Regions from separate parts of the Mus musculus genome. Here region 2 is linked to region 1. A link is a contact called in ENCODE POLR2A ChIA-PET data. All regions are on one chromosome and are shown on one strand. The core of a region is the stretch at or near the end of the contact, and the rest is flanking DNA. Distances in the headings are between cores, read along the strand shown.

What was found. ChIA-PET counts read pairs that join two places held with the same protein, here RNA polymerase II (POLR2A).
Region 2: POLR2A ChIA-PET joins it to region 1 with 15 read pairs in embryonic stem cell. The contact joins the promoter of Slc30a7 here to the promoter of Dph5 in region 1. POLR2A ChIA-PET finds 5 or more read pairs at or near these places in 2 of 5 experiments (Patski and embryonic stem cell).

The regions. Positions count from the first base shown.
Region 1 is chr3:115,886,521-115,889,621 of GRCm38, reverse strand. It overlaps Dph5 (diphthamide biosynthesis 5), which reads right to left and starts at 1,439. Exons shown (of 8, transcript NM_027193.2): 1 at 1,345-1,439; 2 at 1,025-1,182. The coding sequence starts at 1,159. A930005H10Rik (RIKEN cDNA A930005H10 gene) reads left to right here and starts at 1,492. Exons shown (of 2, transcript NR_015487.1): 1 at 1,492-1,858.
Region 2 is chr3:116,005,993-116,009,093 of GRCm38, reverse strand. Slc30a7 (solute carrier family 30 (zinc transporter), member 7) reads left to right here and starts at 1,688. Exons shown (of 11, transcript NM_023214.7): 1 at 1,688-1,959; 2 at 2,159-2,260. The coding sequence starts at 1,880. Extl2 (exostosin-like glycosyltransferase 2) reads right to left here and starts at 797. Exons shown (of 5, transcript NM_001163514.1): 1 at 557-797.

The sequences.
Region 1 (3,101 bases), core at 190-2,689:
GTTTAATATTCTATTCGATTAACCTGCCAGTTATCTATTTTCTCAAATGGTTTTAGGTCCATTATAGTTTCTGATCACTGATCCAAGACATATTTCTATCATCTTGAAGTAAGTATAAACACCGACAAGTGTGGCCAGCAAGTCAAACTGACCATTAAACACTACTTTTTTTTTTTTTTTTCTAATTCATGACCAACTTAAGAAGAAGCCTATTTAGGATTCAAGATTTTTAACATAACCCTGAAACCTTCAAAATTCTGAGTTGTGAATCTGAGAGATATGACCGGAAGTTCTCTGGCCCACACTTTTATATGGAAGACTTGACAATTTAAAAAAACAAAACAAAACAAAAAAACCTTCCTCTCCTCCTCTAACAACACATCAGCATCTTATCTCAATATAGGGTTCACTTTAAGTTTGACAATCAAGCAGAAACTGACCCTTCTTGTTGTAACTATTATTTACATATTTACCCTGTTTAAGGTATATAATGCACTAATACATCCTCTGGTTACTTAGTCACTCTATATGTACATGTGGGAATGACAGCCTTCCTGGGAGAGTACATGTAAGGTCTCTTTGGCTATGTTGCAGACAAAAAAAAATGAGATCGCTGTTCCCTATGGAACTACTTCAAAGACGGAAGCTTTCAGATCGCTTGCTGAATGTATAAGCAACTCATTAAGCCTGTGTCAGCACCTCATTAGCACTCAACTCGGAAAGGATGTCTGGCTAGCTCATGAAATAACGGATTTGATAACTATCCCCAAGAGTGTAAAATAACTTTTTTTTTTTTATTTACTGGAGAAAGGCACAAAATTAGACTTGTAAAGTAGGACAAACTACCGTTTCATTTCCCAAGTCACTGAGTATGAAGTAGATCTTAATGGACAGGGTGTGTGTTTTACAGGGGCTTAAAAAAAAAAAAAAAAAGCAGACGCTTAGAGTCTGTGCAGTCTAGGGTAGGAGAATCGGACGCTAGCTAGATGTCTTCCCCAGAGGCCTGGGGACTTTAATCACGTACCAGGGCTTCCTTCCCTACAGTCAGGACTGAGGTGTAGGCTTCCAGATACACGCGACTGCATCGTCTCACAACTTCCAGGCCCTTGACTGTGATGTCCTTGGCATCTCCCAGGCCCAAGCCGATCAAGTAAAGCATTCCGAACTCCAGGGATGGGGAGACTGCAGAGCGAAGTGAACAACAGAAAAACGTCAGCTAACACCGGGGACCTAAAGTCTAGGGATGAACATAAAAACCAAGGTGGCACCCTGCGTGCGTCCGACACTCCTGCATACTCTTAGAAAATAATGGAATGACTGTTTTTAAAAGTGTGATCCGATTACCCGCTTAGAGACTCGGAGGTGATTCGCTGACGTCCCTCAAAGTCTCACTGCAGCCTTTTAATAATTGCAGTCCCCAAACCATGTGCCCATCAGAGACAGAGCTTCCGGGTCTCACCTAACGGCGCCGTAAAGCGCAGAGCCCTTCACAGCACTTTACGACTGGCAGGAGGCGGAGATGACAGACCGCTCCAGGAACGAGCTATAGAGCGATCGCATACCCCCCGCAAGGCCCTCCAGGACTCGCTGACTCCCGGGCAGAGGTCAAGGGTCAGGAATGGGTCCAGCTGTGCGCCTGGAAAGGACCCAGCGTGCCCACGCTCCCGGCAAGCCAGGACTCAAACATCCCCAAAGGGCGTCCGGGCTGATGACGATAGCTCCCAATCGCCCTCCAGACGCACACTGGCAGGAACAACCGGAGGGACTTCCCTGACCGACCCCGCGTTTGCTCAGCTTTGAATTCCCGCTCTGTAGATCTGTCGCAATTTAACCAGAAGTCACCCTGGTGAGGGGACAGGTTGGCTTGCCCTGCTGAGTGTGGTTGTTAAGTTCCCAGGGGGGGGGGGGGGGCTGTGACTCCTTCTAGGGGTTTGTCCCTGGGATCTGATACCAGAATGCCTCAAGGGAATCTGCCTTAGTCACCCTCGGTGGAGAGTGACCTTTTAAGAGTGCTCAAGGGATGACTAAATACGAATGTGATGACATATACGGATGAAAAATGCCATAATGAAGCCCATTACTTAGTATGCTAACCAAAGGATAATTTTAAAAAAGAAAGTAGTTCTATGGCGGGAAGCGCATAACAAAAAGGAAAGTGCTTTAAACCTCTCAGCGGTTGTTGCAGAGATTCTTAAAGATTGGTTACACGCAGCTCCAGTAAGCGAAAAGTTTACACTGCAGATGCTCTTCCTAAATTCACTGGTAACTTTATCCAAGTTGGGAAGACAGTTCATTGCTTCTCTTGGCACAATGTAATGGCCTTTCAGATTTTTCTTAAGTCTAGCCTTTTCCTCCAAGGGTGCACGAAGACCTGATTCTCCCTGTTCCCACTAAATTGATTTATTCTTTGCACCATATTAAAATACATACACCTCAAAATAGATCATGGTGTAAATGGAAAGACCTAAAATTATAACAGAAGAAAAAAAAAAAAGAAAAGAAAAGAAAATCTGACCTATCCAGGGAGAGATTTCTCAGGTATGCTATAAAAGGCATGTTGCAAAGAGAGAGGAAAAAAAGTCATACTTTAATAATAAAAACTCCCTTCAAAAGACTGAAGTCGTACACTGAGAGAAAATGTTTGCAAACCAGAAATTTGACAAAAGACTTGTCAACAGAGCAAACAAACCAAAGGAAGGCTATCAAGATGCTGGTAAAGGAACTTGTCACGCAAGTCTGACAACCTGAGTTTAATCCTGGAACCCAGTTAAAGGTGGAAGAAAAACAACTCCACAGAGGTCTCCCCTGACCACCACAGGCTGGCACACCCACACACACCCCCACACCCCCCCACACACAAACAAATTAATAATAAACTGAAGATGAATTCAAATCTAATGGATTCTTAAATGGAACAAGAAAACAACTCAATGTGGAAAAATGTACAAAAGATTTTGAGTGATAACAAATAAGATAGGCTAATAACAGATAAGCATTTTAAAACTTGTCTAGCCGGGCAGTGGAGGTGCACACCTTTAATCCCAGCACTCGGGAGGCAGATGCAGGCAGGTTTCTGAGTTTGAGGCCAGCCTGGTCTACAG
Region 2 (3,101 bases), core at 439-2,938, 120 kb before region 1:
TATTTCCAAAGGCAGGATAAAAACCACATAGGCTCAAATTGCAGGTGACCTTAATGAGAAGGCTGGAAATCCATTGCTGAAACTTGATTATTTTGATATACCATCCCCACCATCATACTTAAATAAAGCAGTCTTCAAGGGGGAAAAAATCAATTGCAATAGCTATTTTGCCTTAAACGACCTCGTCTGCAGTCAGTTCTGGCTTCCTCAGCAATGCAGTAGGGTAGAATTGAAAAACTGCTCTGAACAACAACAACAGAGTAGCCTTTAAAAAGTAAATGCTACTAATTGAGAATATTTGCTTACATGACAATAATGGTCCAAGAAAGGCAAAGACAAAAGAGACATGTTTGTCCTAGAACTTATAGAATCAAGCCGTTTGTTACCAGCAGTTTTTAAAGAGGAACATTAAAAAAAAATCAAGATCTATTTTCAAAAATCTAAATTACAGAATAAATCCTTCCTACCCACAAAGTTCCAAGAACGAGGGCAAAACAAGCAGAGGTCCCAAATGGAAAGATAAAATCAATGAAAGAGAATTTCACAGTTGCCTCACCTCTAGTGCAGAAGATTGCAGCGGGGCCAGCGGGTTTATTTGCAGCTTGGTTAGCATAAATCGAAAGGAGAGTCTCCTTTGCTTGCCTCTTTTCCACCCCTTTCCTAAACCGGGCTTCCAACCTCTCTGCCCGTCCAATTGATAACCTAGGAAATGCGCCGCCTGCAAAGTGAGTGCCTGGAGCAGGGGACAGTTCCTGAGTGGCCACCCCTCCCTCGCTTTGGGTGACGCTCCACTTCCTGTTAGGCAAAAAGGCTTTCCCAAGAAGCTCGGTTTTGTAGTTTCCAAGCCACCTCCCCAAACCAGACCCCCTTTCCGGGTTTCCCCTTCTAGGTAATAACTTTTAATCATTCACGTGATCGGCCAGCTGACCTTGTCTAAACAATCCCCTAGAAAGATGCTGGAGAGTGTCTCTCTAGCCAGCCCAGGCCCACAAGGCTCATCCCCAGCCTCCCACCCAACAGGCTTGTATCTGCACCTCCTGAAATGGACCATAGTGACAGCTACTGTCTTGGGGGTGACAAGGATGCTAAAGGAACCTGTCTGCGGTTGCCTTCAGGGCTACAACCGAATGAGGTTGCAGGGGAGAAACAGCAAGAAGCGGACCTCAAGGCCATAGTCTATGGCCCTCTTCCTAAAGGACGTTTTAAAATACCTTTAAGTGTTTCTTTTGCAAAGCACTCAACGATCGCGTCCCGCGTGACGGTTTCCGCGGGTGGGGGTGGACTCCCTTAGCGTTGACCTCGGGAAGCCATTCTCGCACATCCCGTGCAGTGGCGGCGCAGCACGTGGCCGCCTGGGCTTTTCAGTGATGCTGCCTAAGGCACAGCGGGGATTTGAGGTCCTTTAGGGGGTTAATGCTGAAGGAGCAGGAGCGGGCTGCACTGCATCCGGGGACGATAGTGATGGGCGATCTGGGTGGGTGACAGCGGGCCCTGAACCAGTCAGCCACGTCTGCAGAGAGCCAGCAGGGGTATCTTTCGTGAGTTCAGGAGATAGGACCCCTAGCTCAGCTAGAGATAGATCCCCAAGCTTTCAGCTCGGACTTTCCGCAGCCCCCAAGCCCCGCCTCCTCCCCGTAAGCCCCTCCCCTGCCGGAGTCCCCGCCCCCGCCTCCCGCTTTCCCGTCCCAGGACGCGTTGCGCGGCCCGGGCCGGAAGTCCTCGAATTCCCGGGTGTGTGTCTGTGTCTGTGTCTCGCGGCGGTGCCGCGGCGGTCAAGCGCTTTGGGGTCCGCGTTTGAAGCGTCACCGCTGTCACTGCCGCCACCATACCGAGTCACTTCTAGAGGGACGGAGACCCGGCCCTTCGCCGGGTGGAGAAGATGTTGCCCCTGTCCATCAAGGATGATGAATACAAACCACCCAAGTTCAATCTGTTCGGCAAGATCTCAGGCTGGTTTAGGTGCGGGGTGCTGTGATTGCTGGGAGGGGGCTGCCCGGGATGCTGAGACAAAGCTGGGTGCTAAGGATGGCCTGAGGTCCAGCATGGGAGCGTCACCCTCCTGCTGTGGTGGAACGAGCATGCGGACTGGGTGGGTTTTGAGGGGTCCCCGCAACCCCCTTGGCTCCTGCTTGCTTCTGATCACCTGTATCGTGCCCAGGTCCATCCTGTCGGACAAGACATCCCGGAACCTGTTTTTCTTCCTGTGCCTGAACCTCTCTTTCGCTTTTGTGGAACTACTCTACGGCATCTGGAGCAACTGGTAACCAAAGGGGAAGATGATTGGGGCGGAAGCAGAGGGTGAGGGAGACAAGCCACTATTTGCTTAGTGCCACGTAGCTCCTTACCGGCAGGTTCACGTCTTACCTTTGCCACTACCACTTTTGCTGAGTTGCTCTCAGCGTACTCTCACCAAAAGGGAAGGGCTGCAGTTCTAAGATCGGGGACTCTCATTTCCTGCAACTCCATTAAACAGAACTGACAAACAGGCCCCCTCCTCATATTTTTTTTTTACTTTTTTATTTGGCAGATGCAATGAATCTCTTTAACAGCTTGCCTTAGCTATGCCTCAGGAAAAATGAGAGGATCCTGTTAGCTAACCTACCTGTGGGTGTGGCTTTTTTTTTTTTTTTTTTTTTTTTTTTTGGATTTCACTCCTAAGATTCTGAGAGAGAAAGATCTGAATGGCCCTGTTAAATTTATGATTGCCTTTGAATGACTTTTGAAGAGGTTTGTGAAGAGACCGTTGGCAAAGCATATGCCATTCTCTTTTCCAGTGAAACTGTCTTAGGATTTTCCTTGTATCTTTACTGCAGTAGAAAATCCCATACAGTTTTCTGAGAATGCCATTTTGACTTGAAGGCTTTGGTGTCACCTTTGGGCTTTTTTGTTTGTTTGTTTTTGTTTTATGGTGTCAAGATTTGGGTCGAAGAGAGTCCGGTGTCGCTAAGGAAGTAAAGTCACTGGAATTTAAGTATTTGCTGTGGGATAACTTCTGGGCTTGTGAAACTGCTCTGCAAATAACAGAATGAGCACACTTCTGAAGTGTGCTAACTCCATTTCTAGATTTTATTCCCTTCTAAGAATCGATAAAAGAGGGGCAG